2 separate regions of the Homo sapiens genome follow, and region 2 is linked to region 1. A link is an interaction called in ENCODE POLR2A ChIA-PET data of the cell type or tissue named here. Cell type or tissue: OCI-LY7. All regions are shown on one strand. Links, peaks and the distances in the headings refer to the core of each region. The heading gives the core; the rest is flanking DNA.

What was found. Peaks named below come from ENCODE experiments on the same cell type or tissue, not always from the same donor. Only the 100,000 strongest peaks of a DNase experiment are listed, where the experiment ranks them.
Region 2: POLR2A ChIA-PET joins it to region 1 with 7 read pairs; 5 of 35 experiments call an interaction of 5 or more read pairs at or near these places.

The regions. Positions count from the first base shown.
Region 1 is chr9:137,594,185-137,599,557 of GRCh38, forward strand. All of the region lies in intron 1 of LOC124902318 (a long non-coding RNA gene), which reads right to left. Among named protein-coding and RNA genes, the nearest start is that of ZMYND19, 6.4 kb to the left of the region's middle. In OCI-LY7, for the core only: no CTCF peak of the experiment used is centred there; no DNase peak of the experiment used is centred there.
Region 2 is chr9:137,662,021-137,667,393 of GRCh38, forward strand. The region is part of intron 1 of EHMT1 (euchromatic histone lysine methyltransferase 1); the gene reads left to right. Among named protein-coding and RNA genes, the nearest start is that of EHMT1, 46 kb to the left of the region's middle. RefSeq lists enhancers at 2,331-2,835, 2,891-3,572, 4,913-4,982. In OCI-LY7, for the core only: no CTCF peak of the experiment used is centred there; DNase peaks (open chromatin) are centred at 2,351 and 2,901; H3K4me3 peaks cover 2,427 bases; H3K27ac peaks cover 4,858 bases.

The DNA.
Region 1 (5,373 bases), core at 231-5,230:
ATGAGGAACCATACACCGCGTTGGCCAGTGAGAAGTGCAATGGGGAGAACAAGTCCATCACCATAAGGCAGTCAGAGGCCCTGCTGCAGGGGTGGGCAGAGCCGTCCTCTGAGAAAACAGCATTGGAACTTGCAGTGGAAGGAGACAGAGTGAGCCGTGTGGCTATACAGGGCAGAACATTCTTGGCAGAAGGAACGGCCTGTGCAAAGGCCCTAAGCTGCGACATGTCTGGCATGTTTGAAAATAGAGAGGTGGGGCTGGGTGTGGTGGCTCACTTTGGGAGGCCGGGGTGGGTGGATCACTTGAGGCCAGGAGTTCAACACCAACCTGGCCAACAGGGCAAAACCCTGTCTCTACTAAAAATACAAAAATTAGCCAGGTGTGGTGGCACATGCCTGTAATCCCAGCTACTCGGGAGGCTGAGGCAGGAGAATCGCTTGAACCCAGGAGGCAGAGGTTGCAGTGAGCTGAGATCACTCCACTGCACTCCAACCTGGGCAACAGGGCAAGACTCTGTCATGAAAGAAAATGGATGGCCTGAACCTGGGAGGTGGAGCTTGCAGTGAGCCTAGATCACGCCACTGCACTACAGCCTGGGCGACAGAGCAAGACTTCGTCTCGAAAGAAAATGGAGAGGTGGCCAATGAACTGGCCACTGAGAAGCAGCAGCACATGGGGCGGCGGGAGGGGCGGCAAGTACAGGATGAGCATTCAGATCTGAAATCTGAGATGCTGCAAAATCTGAACCTTGTAAGCACTGACATGACACTCAAAGGAAGTGCTCATTGGAGCATTTTGGATTTTGGATATGGAAAGCGCCATCAGGCAAGTATAATACAAAGAGTCCAAAATCCAAAATCTGAAACACTTCTAGTCCCGAGCATTTTGGATAAGGGACACTCGACCTCTCCTGGTAAGTGGTGATGTTTGGACCTGTGGTGGAGGGGTGTGTATGTCAGGATGGGCCTGGGTATGCTGCAGTAACAACCCCAAGTTCTCAGCGGCTTAGCCAAATAAAAATGTGTTACTTATGCTACATGTTAAGGTTACAAGGCAGTTGAATGTATAAGTAGAATATGTGAGTATAGAGTTCACAGAGATGTCCAGCCTGGGAATATAAGTTTGGCATCATGGCTGAGCGCGGTGGCTCACGCCTGTACTCCCAGCATTTTGGGAGACCGAGGCGGGCAGATCACGAGGTCAGGAGTTCAAGACCAGCTTGGCCAACATGGTGAAACCCTGTCTCTACTAAAAATACAAAAATTAGCCGGATGTGGTGGTGCGCACCTGTATTCCCAGCTACTCGGGAGGCTGAGGCAGGAGAATGACTTGAACCTGGGAGGCAGAGGTTGCAGTGAGCCAAGATCATGCCGTTGCGCTCCAGCCTGGGCAATAGAGTGAGACTCTGTCTCAAAAAAACAAAAAAAAAGTTTGGCATCATTAGCACATTTATTATATTTAAAGCTCTCTTAGAGACAGGTGCAGTGGCTCACACCTGTAATCCCTGCACTTTGGGAGGCTGAGGTTGGTGGATCGCTTGAGCCCAGGAGTTTGAGACCAGGCTGGGCAACATGGCAAGATGCTGTCTCTACAAAAAACAAAAATTAGCCAGGCATAGTGGCCCATGCCTGTAGTCACAGCTACTTGGGAGGCTGGGGTGGAAGGATCACCTGAGCCTGGGGATGTTGAGGATGCAGTGAGCTGTGATGGGGCCACTGCCCTCCAGCCTGGGTGACAGAGTGAGACCCTGAATTTTGGAGGGACACAAGCATTCAAACCATGGCAAAACTCATAAAACTGGATGAGATTACCATGAGGGAAAACGTGGATGTAGAGAGTGCAGCACTATTCACAAGAGCAAAGACATGGAATCAACCTAAATGCTGGCCAGCCCGGTGGCTCAGGCCTGTAATCCCAGCACTTTTGGAGGACGAGGCAGGCAGATCACCTGAGGTCAGGAGTTCGAGACCAGCCTGGCCAACATGGTGAAATCCCATCTCTACTAAAAATACAATTAGCTGGGTGTACTGGCAGTTGCCTGTAATCCCAGGTAGTTGGGAGGCTGAGACAGGAGAATCACTTGAATCCGGGAGGTGGAGGTTGCAGTGAGCCAAGATCATGCCACCACTGCAGTCTAGTCTGGGCTACAGAGTGAGACTCCATCTCAAACAAACAAACAAAAACCTAAATGCCCATCAGTGACAGATTGGATAAAGAAAATGTGGTACAGCCGGGCACAGTGGCTTACGCCTGTAATCCCAGCACTTTGGGCGGCTGAGGCGGGTGGAACACCTGGGGTCAGAAGTACAAGACCAGCCTGGCCAACATGGTGAAACCCCATCTCTACTAAAAATACAAAAATTAGCTGGGCGTGATGGTGTGTGCCTGTAATCCCAGCTACTTGAGAGGCTGAGGCAGGAGAATCGCTTGAGTCCAGGAGGTGGAGGTTGCAGTGAGCCGAGATTGCGCCATTGCACCCCAGCCTGGGCGACAGAGCGAGACTCAGTCTCAAAAAAAAAAAAAAAAAAAAAAAAAGCTGTGGTACATATACACCATGGAATACTATGCAGCTATAAAAAAATGAGAGCATGTCTTTTGTGGGAACATGGATGGAGCTGGAGGCGATCATCCTTAGCAAACTAACACAGGAACAGAAAACCAAATACCACATGTTCTCACTTACATGTGGGAGCTAAATGATGAGAGCTTATGAACACGAAGAAGAAAATAATACTGGGCTTAATGCCTGGATGATGAGATAATATGTACAACAAACCTGGTGACAGGTGTTTACCTATGTAACAAACCTCACATATCCCCAAACCTAAAGTAAAAGTTTAAAGTTAGGCCGGGTGTGGTGGCTCACACCTGTAATCCCAGCACTTTGGGAGGCCGAGGTGGGTGGATCACCTGAGGTCAGGAGTTCAAGACCAGTCTGGCCAACATGGCAGAAACCTGTTTGTAAACCTCTACTAAAAAAACAAAAATTAGGGCCAGGGCGGTGACTCACACCTGTAATCCCAGCACTTTGGGAGGCCGAGGAGGGCGGATCACCTGAGGTCAGGAGTTCGAGACCAGCTTGACCAACATGGAGACACCCCATCTCTACTAAAAATACAAAAATTAACCAGGTGTGCTGGCAGGCACCTGTAATCCCAGCTACTTGGGAGGCTGCAGCATGAGAATCCCTTGAACCCAGAAGTTGCAGTGAGCCAAGATCATGCCACTGCACTCCAGCCTGGGCGACAGAGGAAGATACTATATCCAAAAAAATAATAAAAGTTTACATTCAATAAATAATTTTTTTTTTTTTTTTTTTTTTTTTTGAGATGGAGTCTCGCTCTGTCGCCCAGGCTGGAGTGCAGTGGCGGGATCTCGGCTCACTGCAAGCTCCGCCTCCTGGGTTCACGCCATTCTCCTGCCTCAGCCTCCCAAGTAGCTGGGACTACAGGCGCCCGCCACTACGCCCGGCTAATTTTTTGTATTTTTAGTAGAGACGGGGTTTCACCGTTTTAGCCGGGATGGTCTCGATCTCCTGACCTCGTGATCCGCCCGCCTCGGCCTCCCAAAGTGCTGGGATTACAGGCGTGAGCCACCGCGCCCGGCCAAAATAAAATTTTTAAAAGGATATTTACATCAGTGTAGTATGTGAAGTAAACAAGAAAAAGATAAAACTCACTTTTTAAGTAAAAACAGTCATGTGCTTGAAGTATGTTGTAATCTTTATCAGAAAAGTATGGGAAGTTATTATTATTATTATTATTATTATTATTTTTTGAGACAGAGTCTTGCTGTTGCCTAGGCTGGAGTGCAGTGGTACGCTCTCTGCTCACTGCAAGCTCCGCCTCCTAGGTTCTCACCATTCTCCTGCCTCAGCCTCCGGAGTAGCTGGGACTACAGGTGCCCGCCACTAATTTTTTGTATTTTTAGTAGAGTCGGGGTTTCACCATGTTAGCCAGGATGGTCTTGATCTCCTGACCTCGTGATCCGCCCGCCTCAGCCTCCCAAAGTGCAGGGATTACAGGCATGAGCCACCGCGCCCGGCCGGGAAGTTAATTTTTAGTTTTTAAAAGTTCTATGGTATTTATTGAAGTTTATGTATTATGACTATAACAGCAAAAAATGCACATTACATTTCTTTAAAATGCTAGATTGAGTATCATTTAAAAAAAGAGAAGGGATACTTAATACTATCATACTAAGGGGGAAAGAGATTGGAAAGAAGAGGACTCAGTAGAAAACAAAGATGTGAAGTAGGAGGAAGGCCTGCAAGGCAGCCCCAGCTGCTGCTGGGTCTGGTAAAGTGAAGATTGGGGATGAATCAATGGATTTAGCAACACAGGGGACCCCCGTTACCTTGAGAAGTACAGTGCCAGTGGAGGGGTGAGGGAAGATGTCCAAGGGTGTCGGAAGGAATGAGGGACAGGAGTTGCAGGCTGAGATGGACGGCTCTTCTGCAGCATTTTGCTGAAAAGGAGCAGTGAAGGGAGCTGAGGCTGGAAGAGGGGGGAGGTCAGGAGCACATTCGTGGTGCAGGGGACATGGCACTGATGTTCACCCATGGGGACGATGGTGGAAAGGGATGAGGCATTGGCTGCAGAGGAGAGGGGATGACGAGCTGTGTCGGACAGGGCGGTGCACCTTGGCAGTAGCCAATGTGAAGGTTCTAGAAAGGCTAGTAGGTGTGTTGGTGGGAGTTTGGGGAAGTTCTTTTTTTTCTGGGGTGAAAGGGTCCCCCTCTGTCTCCCAGGCTTTAGTGCGGTGGTGCAAATACGGCTCACTGCAGCCTAGACCTCCTGGGGTCAAGCAATTCTCCTGCCTTGGCCTCCCAAAGCATTGGGATTAGAGGCGTATGACACTGTGCCGGGCCAAGAGAGTTTATTCAGATCATCTTTCTTTTGTTACTTTCACTTTCTCATAAATAACTGAAAGAAGTCAATTGGCCCTTTAAACTCTATGTCAGGAAAGTCAGATCACAGCATGCACTTTCTGTCCGCCACGTTCCACAGGCAATGGTCTTGCTGGAAGGTAAATAGTCTACACTTTCTCCAGCCTGCAATAGCAACTTTCTCATGACCCCTCCTGCTGCATGGTTCCAAAGTCAACGCCATATTTAAAAATTTTTGGGGCCAGGCGCAGTGTTTCACACCTGTTATCCCAGCACTTTGGGAGGCTGAGATGGGCAGATCACCTGAGGTCAGGTGTTCGAGACCAGCTTGACCCACATGGAGAAACCCCATCTCTACTAAAAAAAATACAAAATTGTCAGGGCATGGTGGCTCACGCCTGTAATCCCAGCACTTTGGGAGGCCGAGATGGGGGGATCACAAGGTCAAGAGATCGAGACCATCCTGACTGACATGGTAAAACCCC
Region 2 (5,373 bases), core at 98-5,097, 68 kb after region 1:
CGAACTCCTGACTTCAGGTGATCTGCCCACCTCGGCCTCCCAAAGTGCTGGGATTACAGGCATGAGCCACTGCGCCTGGCCAAGAAATCTATTAATGGGGTGAGTTACCCAACAATATCTGCTGATAGTATATATATATTTTTTACACATTGTTGAATTCAAATTGCTGATATTTTTGTTTAGATATTTTTTTTCCAGACAGGGTTTCACTCTGTCACCCAGGCTGGAGTACAGTGTTGAGATCTTGGCTCACTGCAACCTCTGCCTGTTGGGTTTAAGTGATCCTTCCACCTCAGCTTCCTGAGTAGCTGGGACTACAGGCACATGCCACAATCCCGAGCTAATTTTTGTATTTTTTGTAGAGATGGAGTCTCTCCATGTTGCCCAGGCTGGTCTTGAACTCCTGGGCTCAAGTGATCTGCTTACCATGGCCTCTCAAAGTGTTGGGATTATAATAGGTGTGAGGCATCGCACCTTGCCTAGAATTTTTCTTTTTTGAGACAGAGTCTCGCTCTGTTGCCCAGGCTGTAGTGTAGTGGCATGATCTCAGCTCACTGCAACCTCCGCCTCCCAGGTTCAAGCAACTCTCCTGCCTCAGTCTCCTGAGTAGCTGGGATTACAGATGCCTGCCACCACACTGGGCTAATTTTTTGTATTTTTAGTAGAGATGGGGTTTCACCGTGTTGGCCCGGCTGGTCTCGAACTCCTGATCTTGTGCTGGGATTACAGGCGTGAGCCACCGCGGCTGGCCTGAATTTTATTTATTTATTTATTTATTTATTTATTTATTTTTGACAGAGTCTTGCTCTGTCACCCAGGCTGGAGTGCAATGGTGCGATCTCTGCTCACTGCAGCCTCTGCCTCCTGGGTTCCAGCGATTCTCCTGCCTCACCCTCTTGGGTAGCTGGGATTACAGGTGCACGCCACCATGCCCGGCTAATTTTTGTACTTTTAGTAGATACAGGGTTTTGCCATGTTGGCCAGGCTGGTCTCGAACTCCTGACCTCAGGCGATCACCTGCCTCGGCCTCCCAAAGTGCTGGGAATACAGGTGTGAGCCACCGCGCCCAGTCCTGGCCTGGAATTTTTAACCTATATTTATTGTATAGATATCCACTCATTTTATTATCTCTTTCCTGTTCCTTTCTTTGAATTTATTTTGTTATTCATTTGTACCTTCTTTAGATGGATTTGCTGTTAGCCTGTTAATTTGGGGACTTTCTTTGAAGCTACAGCCTATGGTTCTTGTTCTGATAGTTGGCTTGAGCAGGAAGAGGCAGTAATGATGGGGTGATGTGGGCCATATGGCTGGTTAGGTGTCGATTCTTGACAAGATCCTGGTTTTTGTTGTGAGTGGTGGGTTAATGGGTGCTGACCAGGTGAAGAGCAGCATGGAGCAGTGGTAGCAGCGTCCTGTGTGCTGGAGTGGACTGCTCAGAATCCTCAGCACACTTGAGGTCCACAGAAGAAAGAAAAAGAAACATAAACTAAATAGTAAGAAAAGGTGCATATTGCAGAGTAAAAGACTTCCCATCTCCGTTTCTGCTCTCAATCTTACTTAAACATGTCACACTATTAATAATTTCTTATAATTCATTCCAAAAAGATGTTTGTGCACATACCAGCATCTTTCTGTTCTCTTACACGAGTCTTGGTATCATAGACACCCTGTTCTGTGATTTCCCATGCGAGCACACCAGCCTTTTCTTACCCTCTGCAAGGGCTTTTGGATATTCCCTTGTAGGGGAATAACAATGTCTATAACTAGCCTTCTGTGGGCGGGACTCAGATCCTCTCACCTGGAGAGAAGGTGGAATGCATGTCCTTGTTCCCTGTGATCTGGGGAACTTTTGCTAGTATATCTGTAGAGTAAGCTACACATATACCATTATTCGTATTATATGTACTGTGTATTATTACTACAAACTAAGTACTATATAGTATATGCATAATAAATTCTGCAAAAATTTATCTTACAGATTATATATTTTACAGATTATATATAAGTAAAATTATACTACCAATAGAGAATTGCTCAACCAAGAGGTATGTACTTTTTTTGTTTCAAGAGATGGAGTTCTCATTGTGTGGCCCAGGCTGGCCTTGGACTCCTGGGCTCAAGTGATCCTGCTGCCCCAGTCTCCCAAGGAGCTGGGACTACAGGTGCATGCCACTGAGCCTGGTGGTGTGTGTTTTTAAAATTTGATAACTATTGCCAAGTTGCCCCCAGAGAGATTTTATTAAATGAGAATTGCCTGTTTAGCCATACTTTTTTTTTTTTTTTTCTTTTGAGACTGAGTCGTGCTCTGTCGCTCAGGCTGGAGTGCAGTGGTGTGATCTCTGCTCACTGCAACCTCAGCCTTTCAAGTAGCTGGGATTACAGGTGCCCTCCACCACACTCGGCTAATTTTTGTATTTTTAGTAGAGACTGGGTTTCACCATGTTGGCCAGGCTGGTCTCGAACTCTGGAGCTCAGGCGATCTGCCCCCTTGGCCTCCCAAAGTGCTGGGATTACAGGCGTGAGCAACTGCGCCTGGCCCGATACTCTCATTGACAGACTTTAATTTTTTTTTTTTTGCCAGTTCAATAAGTGGAAAATGGCGTCTTTGTTGCTTTAAATGTATTTTCAGCTGCATTTGTTTTATTAGTCATATGCATTTATTTCCCTTAGTTTGCCTTCTCTGTTCTTTGTCCATATGGGGGAGGGAGCCGAGGTGGAGGGCAGGATTCTCTTGGGTTTCTGTGTGGGTTGCAGATAGGTTTGTAAATGACCACGCTCTGTTGCCTTAAGATGGATCTGTTGACATTGTGTTTTCTACATTTGAACTTGGAGTCCCATGTCTGGGTTGTTTGCTCTTGGCTGGGCGGAACCTGTGTACTTAAAGAGGAATCACTTGCATTGCTTTTCGGACATGGTGTTTTGTTGGTGCGTCTCCTCCCTGGCTGGTAAGCACAGCTTGCGGGCCTGGCTCTGTTGGACCACCCACTTTGCAACTCTTGGGCAGTCAACACTGATACTGTACTAGAAAGCGTGGGGGAGTTATAGAATAGCATTTATAGAGAAGGATTGGTGTTATTTACTTTCATGTGACCTTAAAAATAGAAAATAATATTTGTGCTTTTATTTTGCAGTTTGCCTGGAACCTGAATACACTATTTTAAAAAATATTCCCTATTTTTATAGAAAAAGGACTTCAAATATTTATTGTTTTGTATTAAGAGCTACAAACAACTTGGTCTTGATTGGAGAGCTGGCATAGGTGTATAAGGGCCTCTCCCTGTAAGAAATTTGGAGCTGGGGTGGGCATAGGAGGTGATGTTTAGGAGCAGCCTGAGTGTGGGGAGACTGCTGTGCTCGAACCTGCGTCGTGCAGGTGCGTCCTGGAGCTACTCCTTGTGGCAGAAGCATTGCCCTGAGACCCAGCCCTGGTATGCTTGGCACTGGGACAGGAGCTCCGGTGGGAGGTGCGCATTGCGAGCTGGTGTTTTCTGTTTGCTTTCCTACCCACTGTCATGTTGTGGGCTCTTGGCCCCAGAGGTAAAATGTCTCTGTGAGTTGAGTTCCTTGTGAGAGGGCTGGTCCCCAGATTCCATGTCTAGGTTTTTGTTAGTATTTTTTCAACAGAGCTAATCCTGAGAGGCCCTACGAGCAGTGATTGCTTTGTGGGATGAGCTGTGTTGATGGTTTCTGTGGAGGGACCCTTCACGTTTTAGGGTGAAAACAATAAATGTCTCGTTAAATGGTTTCCATCTGAGAACACTGATTGTTTTAAAATGGTTGTGAATGCGAGGGTTTAAGCAGCTTCCGAGGAGGCCTGGAGGTGCCTGGGCGGCCGCGTGCAGCTCTGGAATCCTGCCGCTGGGGCAGCCTCCATTTCGTGAGATGGCTCTGGAGCATGCCCAGTGCGTGGAGCTTTCAGAGGGAGCCGCCGAGCTGGGCTACTGTGATTTCTCTGCAGTTGGCCGCAGTCAACAATTGCACTAAGACAGGAGGAAAAAAGTGATGGGGTACAAGCAAGAAACGTGGTATTTGGTACTTTTTTTCTTTTGCTTAATCCCTCTTTCTTTTACATTGGTGCTTCTAGGCTGGGGCCAGGGCCTGCAGAGCAGGGACGCTTGCTGTGATGGTGGGGACACCTCCTTGTCCTCCATGCCGCTTGCCTGCCAAAATAACCCTGTTTTGCTCTCTGGTCACCCACCATGTGCACTTTCTTGGGAGTGGGATGGGAGGTCCCCTCCAACTGAGGGTACTGAGAACAGCTCAGGCCCGTTCCACATTTGCTGGTAGCAGGAGGAACTCTGACCTTTTTCAGTTATGCTGATGATAAACCAGGACTTTTTCCCTTGTTTGAACATTTATAAAGAGCGTGCTTGAACTTTTTTGCTGACTAGCAGTGTTTTCCTGTTTTATTCTCCTACCTGCCCCCATGGCAGCCTCAGTGGTGGAGGGAGTGAGGCTGGGAAGGGATGACACTGCCAGGTGAGCAGGAACCAGGGACCCTGGGACCAGAGGCCAGGCTGTGCAGGGCAAGGGCTGGCCGTGCCACGGTGCAGCTGGCTCTTTGCCATGCAGGCTGCAGAAAAGGAAATCTGTCCGCCTTGGCTGTGAGGATGGCATTGACCACTCATCAGGAGAGCTGGGAACAGAGCCTCCCCCTCGGAGCCTGTGTAGTCCCCGTCCACACGTGTGGGTTGTGTGATGATCCTGTCTGCGTGTTCATTGGGAGACTCCATTTTCCGTGGAATGGTGAGGAGGGTAGAGAGGCAGCAGAGTCTCCACTTGGATTTTCTAAGCAATTCCACAGAAAATAAGACGTTGCTCAAGCAAGTGCTGGGCACATCTTAGGGAGAGACCTAGTGAGGAGGGCTGTGTTTTAATTAATTAATTAATTGTAAATAACAGGATTAGAGCAGATTGGTTCATAGCTGCCTGTTCTAGAACCGTATTCTTCGAACAAAAGGGTGGGGGATGGTAGGCTTCTCTCCTAGCTCTGAGGAAACTCCAGCTCAGCGCACAGCATGAGGAGGACGAGGGAACAATAGGGCGTTCCTTTGTGCCTGCCCTTGAAACGCGGTGGAGGCCACTCAGTGAGCCCGGGCAGTGCCATCGCTCACGTGTCCCCAGCAGCAGTGGCGTCTGTGGGGATGCTGTGCACTGGAAATTGGCACTGTTTTGGGTAGTGGTTCTGAGAGGAACTGTTTAACCAGGTATGCAAATGTGCTGATGCAGGAATGTTTTTGAACACCTGTGATGTAAATTTTAACGGTGGTTAATGTTAGCAGCTCCACCTGGGTTAGCTCAACCCTTAGAGATTATTTGTTCTCATCTCTTTGGAGTTGAAAATGTTGTACTTTTCTAGGAGCCATTTCCCCA